Regions from separate parts of the Mus musculus genome. Here region 2 is linked to region 1. A link is a loop called in an ENCODE intact Hi-C map of the cell type or tissue named here. Cell type or tissue: gastrocnemius. All regions are shown on one strand. Links, peaks and the distances in the headings refer to the core of each region. The heading gives the core; the rest is flanking DNA.

The links. Peaks named below come from ENCODE experiments on the same cell type or tissue, not always from the same donor. Only the 100,000 strongest peaks of a DNase experiment are listed, where the experiment ranks them.
Region 2: it touches region 1 in a loop (6-fold over the local background); 40 of 42 quality-filtered maps call a loop at or near these places.

What each region holds. Positions count from the first base shown.
Region 1 is chr6:22,491,869-22,496,268 of GRCm38, reverse strand. No RefSeq gene overlaps it. Among named protein-coding and RNA genes, the nearest start is that of Gm38773, 100 kb to the right of the region's middle. In gastrocnemius, for the core only: a CTCF peak has its summit at 2,137 (motif pointing right); a DNase peak (open chromatin) is centred at 2,113; H3K4me3 peaks cover 324 bases.
Region 2 is chr6:22,119,600-22,123,999 of GRCm38, reverse strand. It overlaps Cped1 (cadherin-like and PC-esterase domain containing 1), which reads right to left. Exons shown (of 22, transcript NM_001081351.1): 7 at 4,396-4,400; 8 at 2,944-3,016; 9 at 1,576-1,743; 10 at 344-448. Among named protein-coding and RNA genes, the nearest start is that of Cped1, 140 kb to the right of the region's middle. In gastrocnemius, for the core only: a CTCF peak has its summit at 1,822 (motif pointing left); a DNase peak (open chromatin) is centred at 1,770.

The sequences.
Region 1 (4,400 bases), core at 126-4,125:
GAGTGCTGGGATTAAAGGCGTGCGCCACCACGTCCAGCTTCTCCTCGGGAAGGAATCCTCAGAATTTTCTTTCGGCCCTTTTTAGCATCTGGCTCATTCCATAAGAGCTCAATTACTCTAGATTCAAATCTATTCTCAGGCTAATGTATATCAGTGTCGTGGTCACCTTGAAGACTTTTTGCCAGTTAGTCATGCATCCTGAAAGGTTTTTCAGTCTATAATGTTATTGTTTTGGAAAGCAAACATTCTTCTAGCAAATGGATTTTGAACACCAGGTTTAAAATGACAAAGAAACCTGCCTGGAGTTCCTGAAGCTTCTGTTCATAGGTGAATTTCACCCTTACCATTTACAATATATTTGGGCTGGAGAGATGGCTCAGCGGTTAAGAGCACTGACTGCTCTTCTGAAGGTCCTGAGTTCAAATCCCAGCAGCCACATGGTGGCTCATAATCATCTGTAATGAGATCAGACGCCCTCTTCTGGTGTGTCTGAAGACAGCTACGGTGTACTCATTTATAATAATAAATAATCTTGGGGCCAGTGAGAGCGAGGTTGACCAGAGCAAGCAGAGGTCCTAAATTCAATTCCCAGCAATCACATGTTAGCTCACAACCATCTGTACAGCTACAGTGTACCCATATACATAAAATAAATAAATACCTCTTTAAAAGCAAAAACAACAACAAAAAAAAAAAACGATATATTCATCATTCATAAAACAGCCCCCTCTTTTCCAAGAGGGTAGTTACTCTATTTCAACAAGGAATTCTATAAGCTGTAAAAAGAGAGATGAACTTTTATTGCTAATACACGCGCGCGCGCGCGCGTGTGTGTGTGTGTGTGTGTGTGTGTGTGTGTGTGTGTGTGTAATTTATCAGATTTCTAAACTTTGGCCAACTTTCATATGTTTAATTTTATAAACTATAAACACTGTAAGAGTTTAAGTTGAATTTTTTAAAAGTTGGGGTTAAATTTTTCTCTCTAGGGGGTTGTTTTACTAACTCACAAAACTCTCCATACACAGCCACTGCTATTAAGAAAGAGAGAAAGCTAAATATATATATATATATATATATATATATATATATATATATATATGATTTTATACACACATGAATACACATGTGTGTGTGGTGTGTATCCCTACCTAATTAAATTTTGACCAGGAAAAGAGCCATAGTTGACCTCAACAGGAGATCACTAAAAAGAAAAGAAAAAAGGGGGCCCAAGTGCCTGACCTAAAATTCCACTCACCCCACCCTGCTTTCCTCCACATTCATGGCATCTTTGGGAAAGAGCTTTGAGTGTACAATATTCGCCCGATTTTTGCGGTGGACCAGGCTAGGCTGATCCTCAGATCTCTTCCTCAGCTGTTTCCACAGCTTAGACCCTGCCTCATCTGACACTGGTTTTTGGCAGAGCCTGGTTCCACCAAAGAATTAGGGCATCTTATACTTCCACATCATTTTGTCTTCTTAAACAGTATGTATTCTCTAAATTGTAAGTAAATAGGTAGGTACCAGTATTTTCCTTTTACAGCTCTTTGAGAAAAGGTATTTACAACGTTAGAAACCAAAGGGGAAGTTTCTGATAGTCAGGGCCCCACACCCTCAGCCTTCCCTGCCTTTCACAGCCAACCTCCTGCTTCTTCTTTAGAATGGTGCCTTTGCACAATAAAAACACCACTTGCATAAAGCATCCAACCTTTTCCTTCCTAAGAAAGTCCCCTTTTCTAATTAAAATATGCAGTAGTCTTAAACACTTCATTACATCTTACAAATTTCAGAAACAGTCTCCTGCTTCAATTTTTGATATTAAATTCAATGTGAATTCTAGCCTCATGTTAACTTTAATTGGAAAAAAGTAGTGCAAAATGTACTTTAAAGGGAAGTCGTACCAGATTAATAAGAATTTCAAGATAAAAGCACGATTGAAATATTTGCTGAGAACCATATCCTTTCATTCAAATAAGGCTAAAGCCGTGTCAAGATTATGAGATTATTTTTTTTCTCAGTATCCCGGAGCAGAGCTAGCGAAGTCTGTGGAGGTGGTTATTCTACTCACCCCTGCAGAAAAATCCACAGAGCAGCCTCAGAAGCAAAAAGCCTTTGGGTCAAATACAGATGCTATTGCTTGTCTCAATCACTAGATGGCGCCATGAGAATCTAAAATAGCCAGTCCTGGCTCATGAGTCCTGAAACAGCTTTGTCAGCATTTCTTAAATTGCGAGCATTCCACTTTTAAAAGAAAAGGGGGGAAAATATTATTTGCTGAAAATTACTTTTAGCAGTTTTGTGGAAAAAAAAACTTTTCTCTAAATGTTTTCAACGACATAGGATTCCAGTAGTAACTGTACTTGTGTTTAAGTCTTGCCACTTTTTCGAAACTGCTTTCCTTCTCTAGTTAAGAACTGTCTACGATGATTAGTCAGCCCCGCAGTGTTCTGCCAAGCCGAAAATGCTGCATTATTGGGCCTTAAAAGCTCTTTCCCAAAGAGGCCATGAATGTGAAGGATACCAGGGAGGGGTGTGCAGAAGGGCTTAGAAGAAAGAAGAAGGAAAAAATGAAATGTTGTAATTAAAATACAATCTCGAAAACTAAGCAAACAAACAGAAAAGCTTTTTTCTACGTTGCATAAATTTCTGAAAAAATCGAAATAGCGGTCGATAGAAGGTGTCTTGCCTAAAGTCAGATACGCAAGCTACTTGTCCCACTGAGCCCAGTTTTTCAGCTTGTGTAACCCAGAGTCATCAAACTGTAATTTCTGTGATTTCACAGGTTAGGTTTGAAAACTATGGCCCCAGACAAAGCCGAGTCCTTATTTTGATGATTTTTGAGAAATAGCCTCAAATTTCCAGATTCGGGGTCGTCTCTTAAATAGATGAAATTTGTCAGTTTATGATTTCCACTTGATACAGAACAGATCTTAGGACATATTTTTCCGTCTGTTAAGTTATTAGCTAAAATGTCTCTGTAGCGGATGCTTCCCTTTGCGCAGAATCCTAAGGAGATGGGGCGGGGCGGGGCAGGCGTGGGATATTCAGCGGCTCTAGTTATTTCCTTTCCTGCAACTCTTCTACTCTATCAGCGTGATTAAGTATCTCCGACAGACCACAGTCGTGCACTAAATATGCGGTGCTTAAAATAGTAACATAATCATTTGTTTGGCAAATGAGGAGTGCAGCAAAGCAGCATAAACTGCTTTTTAAAGCTGAAAGTGTTCTACTTTCTAAATCCCTGAAGTGCAAATTATTTCCAAAGAATGTGCTACTGTCTGAGCGTCTTTCGCTGTCTCGTCTGGTCGTTTTCTACGTTTCTACGCTTCCTTTTCCTTGGGAAACGAAACAGAGGAAAGGAACCTCACCTTGTCTTCCACTCTTCACAAGACATGGGGATTTCTCTCCACACTGTCTGAGACAAAATGGACCAGACAGCAAAGATCTCTCTCTCTCTCTCTCTCTCTCTCTCTCTCTCTCTCTCTCTCTCTCTCTCTCTCTCTCTCACACACACACACACACACACACACACACACACACACACCACCTGTTGCCAGAAGAGTGTGTCTGCAGGTGGTTGGACATAAAGCTTTATAAGAAAGAGTAAACAAACTGTGGACCCCGGGGTACTACCATATTAATCTATCAGACAAGATGTGCCCAGTGGTACAGGAGAGGCATAACTACCCTGGGCTGAAACCAACTCCTTCCCGATTAGATCCGATGCCCTCTTCACAGAAGGGAATGCATACCTTATATGGTAGACTTACTTGGTCAAAAGCCTATGGTTAGAGAGATGGTAGACAGACCCTATCAGGGGGGGCCTACTAATGTTTTTCCTGAACAAATGTCATTAAAATGCCTTCTAAATATTTATGATGACACCCTTAGACTAGTGCAGCTTTCAGCCTTGGCCAGAGAAGCGCCTTTTGACAGTGGGACATGCACACATACAAGTAAATATATAAACGTCATTAAACATTTTTATATAACTGAAAAACAAAGGGGGAAATAATTGGATTGATTCTTATTATCAATTCTAGAATCAAGCAATAGCTTGCTCGGTCTATAAAGTAGTGTTAGTGTGAGATAAAACGGCAGGCTTGGCACTATTGGAAGAAAGAGGTAGGAAGAGAACCAGGAGAGTCAAAACTGGTTTTGTTGTCTCAGAGCACTTTCCTTATAAGACTGAAACTTCATCTGAGCAATGGTGGCACATCTTTAATCCCAGCACTCAAGAAGCTGGGGAAGGTGGATCTCTGTGAGTTCAAGGTCAGCCCAGTCTACAGAGTGTGTTCCGTACACACACACACACACACACACACACACAGAGAGTGAAAGAGGTAATATATACACACACATATATCTTCAATTTCCTTACTTAAAAGTATTTTATTACATAT
Region 2 (4,400 bases), core at 132-4,131, 370 kb after region 1:
TCCTCAAAAGAGTAATTAAAAAGTAACAAACTGGTTGCTTGTACATGCCCCAAAGCTAAGAATGAAAGACCTTGGAAATATAGCAACATCTTCCCCAGAGACCTGTGACACCCTGGCAGCTACTGTGATGTCATACCCTTTACTTCTGGTAAAGTCCATATTATTAGCAAACTCTTAAAGCAAAGCATCGACATCTTCCCCAAAGGACGGAAACAGCTTACAAAAGCGTTGTAAAGAAATATCTGTGTGTGGTTTGAAGGGGGAAAATCGGGCAGTTTATGGCTAATCTATTAATATCATAATGTCAGTCACCAAGTGGAAAGAAATGTCACTTTTGTTTTACCAGTTGGAATTGTCCCAAACTCCCAAGTTCCTTTACAAAAGTCCTAATTGAGTGAATTTCCTCGAATGACAGGCACTGATTTAATTCCTTTTCATAGTTTCCGTCCTAGAAAGGGTAAAAAAAAAAAAAAAAAAAAAAAAAAAAGCATTAAGTGACTTGGAACCAGTCAACCATCTTTCCTCACTCCTTCTTAATAAATAGATCAAACTCTGTAACACTCTGTAACAGCTAAACTTATTAAAGTTATAGAATTCACAGAAATGATATGTTGTCACAACACTATCCAAAGATTTAAAAAAAAAACATACTTGATAAGACCAACTGTCTGAGCTAAGCCAACAGTACCTTGGTAGTAAGGGGGTGGGGGCTGTGAGTGCAGGAGACAGGATGTGTGGGACCACAGTTTAGGAATGCAAGTTTCCCCCTTGGGCCTTCTGAGTGCTCTAGAGGTGAAAATATCTCAGAGCATCTGTGCAGGTAGCCCCAGTGTGGATCACTGCCGGTGAAGGGTTTCATAGACTTGCACCTACCAGCCCAGGTTTCCACACAAGTATTTGCCTCCTAGTGTGACCCTGAGATGGAGTGATGCTGTGGGAAGAGGTGTGTATGACAGACACTATCAGTACCTTTGTGAGAATTTTTACATTCTCGTCTTCCAAATTCTCCAAGTATGGGGTTCAAAAAAAAAAAAAAAAAAAAAAACAATGGAGGAATATACTATGATAACCTGTACAGAGATTTTAGTGTATAACCATTGTGCTAGCCTACCATTAAAAAAAAAAAAAATCAGCACTCCTCTGAAACACTCCACCCTGGCTGTCAGCATCTAGCTTGCAGTGCTAACAGTCATGAATATTTAAGCAAATTAATGTTTTAGATCAGTTCCCCTGGAGTCATCCTGGAGTACCCTGGCATCCTAGATTGCCTTTAAAGAGTTCTAAGAGCCTCTGTGAAGTATCCTAAAGTGTATAAACATCTACCATTGTTTCAAAGTATCCATGAATATTCCTCAACAACTGTGAGCTTTTTTACATCACTTTCTTTCATAACCTTTCACAGGCCCACTGAGTCAATATAAAACAATGTTGCCCCTTAGACCAGAAAAAAAAAAATCCAGAAGCTCACAATAATAGGTAATAATTACAAATTAATTTCAAGTAAAGAATTAAATCGCACAATAAAAATAACCGGTGACTGCAAAACCGCTTGTCAGTGTGCAAGTGTGAGCTTACCACGAATGCACCTGCTGAGTCACGCCTCTGCAACATCTCAGAAACCATGGACAGTGAAGACGCATTGGAGAAGAGGAAGTCGAAAGTATCCCTTAAAATAATATTTTCCGCATTTTGGTCCTCCGCGCTGAAATTCTCATCATCGTGAAAATGTAAATGTTCATGTACCTTTGAAGGAAGAGAAGCCAGTACAGTGAAAGGAGCCCTTAAGGCCTGGCTTATTCCAGGTTGGATTGTAGACCAGAGCTGCCATCTAGTGGTCTTCTGGAAGCTAACAGTTTTGTAAACGTGAGGACCGCTTCTGATGAAGGAAGATGCCAATCTTTTTTTTTTTTTTTTTCCATTTTTTATTAGGTATTTAGCTCATTTACATTTCCAATGCTATACCAAAAGTTGTTTCAACAGTGCGTTCATTTATCTTGAAACGCTTTATAGCTTACTATATTTCTCCACGGAAGATAAGACATGACATCCTTCCCCAAACACACGTTTTTAAAAGGTTGATGTCTACGATTACATTTGAAAAGTGAATGGCCACTTAAAGATTCTGTAAGATTGAAAATTTTATAGAAGAATCTTAAAACTGCAAATATTATAGTTTGGGAAAAAAGTAAATATTAGTAGAGTTGAACTCTGGTTACCCATTAGATTATTTTCTTTCCCTTACCTTCCCACTTTATAGCTCAATAGACAGCTTTTAAAAAATAAGTTAATGGATTCAATTTTTAAAATCTTTACCACTGAAGGCTGCTTAGAAGAAAAATATGCTGAGATCTGAAAAAAAATATGCTGCAATCTAAAAGAGTTATAACTCAAAGAAAACTAAAAAGAAAAACCCTCACATTTATAGGTACATATACCAGAAAAACATTTTTAAAATACACAGGACTTTCTATGCCTTTAAATTAAAATTTAAAACTAATTTGTTTATTTGTATTGCTAGGATAAAACCTACAACTTAGTACATTCCAGGCAAGAATTCTGCCAGTGAGCAGTCTGTCTAGTCCCCACAGATTTCTTACTTAAAATGGAGACCAAGGACAGAGTTATCTTTTCACAACACCACGAAAGTCCCTGAGTCACCTGTTTGCTATTACCGATATGTCTTGCTTTTCTCCGTGAACACGTATTTGACTTAATACCATCTTTGTTCATGAATTTGGGGAATTTGGGGAACTACAGGAAACTCGGTGTTTGTCCTGGTGTGTCTGCCATGGTTATTAGAGTTCACAGATTCCCCACTTGTTAGGAGCCATGGGTGCATCAGCCTGTACTGACTGCAATGCTAGTTATTATTAACCAACTGGTAGCTGTGAATGAAAACACACTCTCACCCCCCAATACACACCCTTCATCCTGCTCACTCACCTGGAGCACCACAGGATATCCTGAATCTCCATAACCAACATCAAAGGTTAAAAGCTGAAAACACTGTATACATCTAGAAGGGAAAGAACAAAGTAACGGGACATCAGAGTCTCTTAGCTACTCTTACTCTGCTATTGTAGCATTGTTAATAATTGATACTATTAAATTTCAATAAGTTAAAAGGTCAGTAGCATGCATAATAGGGAATTACATGAAACTGATTGTGGGGTTGAATCTCCTTTGTTCAGTAAAGAAAATGCAAATAGGCCTCCATTTTGCATGATATACTACATTAGCTAATGATGTTATTCCATGAGAACCCTGATATGGTTATTTTTAACACAGACATGTGCAGAAAGTGTGGGAATGAGCACCTCTCTCTTTTTGGACAACTAGAGTTAACATTTCCTTAGAATAAAGCAAATAAGCTAGAGTCAAAGAAGCTGAGGTCCGAGAACAGAGGTGACCCCATTTTCCCATCAAAAGCTTTTGTTTCTTTCTCAGCATCTGAAATCATTAGGACATTTGAGAACAAAATGCATTACATCTAGGCAAAGTTATATGCAGTCAATACTTAGTATATTTGCTGAAAATACTTTAAAGTTGTCTACAATTCCAAATTAATTTTAGGATCCAAGCACAAGCTTGTAGACCCAGCACTTAGGAAGTGGAGACAGGAGAATCATAAGTCCGAGGCTAGTGTATGTCGCAAAGTAAGATTGCTGAAAAAGAAATGATTATGACTATGATGACTATGATGGTGATAGTATGAAAAACCCTGAATTTTATTTCTTCTCACTATTTGGATACAAAAATGGCATGTACCAAACTCTGAAGTCTTAGAATCTGTAAATGAGGCCATGTATGTTTAAAAGATCATATTATAATGTGGTGACATACACTTTTCCAAGTACTATTTACTTTCCATAATTAAGCTTTACACTAATAAATTTTAGAGTCTTCCTCCCTTCTTCCCTCCTTCCCTCAATCCCTGCCTGTCTCTGTCTCTGTCTCTGTCTCTGTCTCTGTCTCTGTCTGTCTCTGTCTCTGTCTCTGACTCTGACTCTGTCTCTGTCTCTGTCTCTGTCTCTGACTCTGTCTCTGTCTCTGTCTCTGACTCTGACTCTGTCTCTGTCTCTGTCTCTGACTCTGTCTCTGTCTCTGTCTCTGTCTCTGTCTGTCTCTGTCTCTGACTCTGTCTCTGTCTCTGTCTCTGTCTCTGACTCTGACTCTGTCTCTGTCTCTGTCTCTGTCTCTGACTCTGTCTCTGTCTCTGTCTCTGTCTCTGTCTGTCTCTGTCTCTGACTCTGTCTCTGTCTCTGTCTCTGACTCTGACTCTGTCTCTGTCTCTGTCTCTGACTCTGTCTCTGTCTCTGTCTCTGACTCTGTCTCTGTCTCTGTCTCTGTCTCTGACTCTGTCTCTGACTCTGTCTTTGTCTGTCTCTTGCTCACCTATT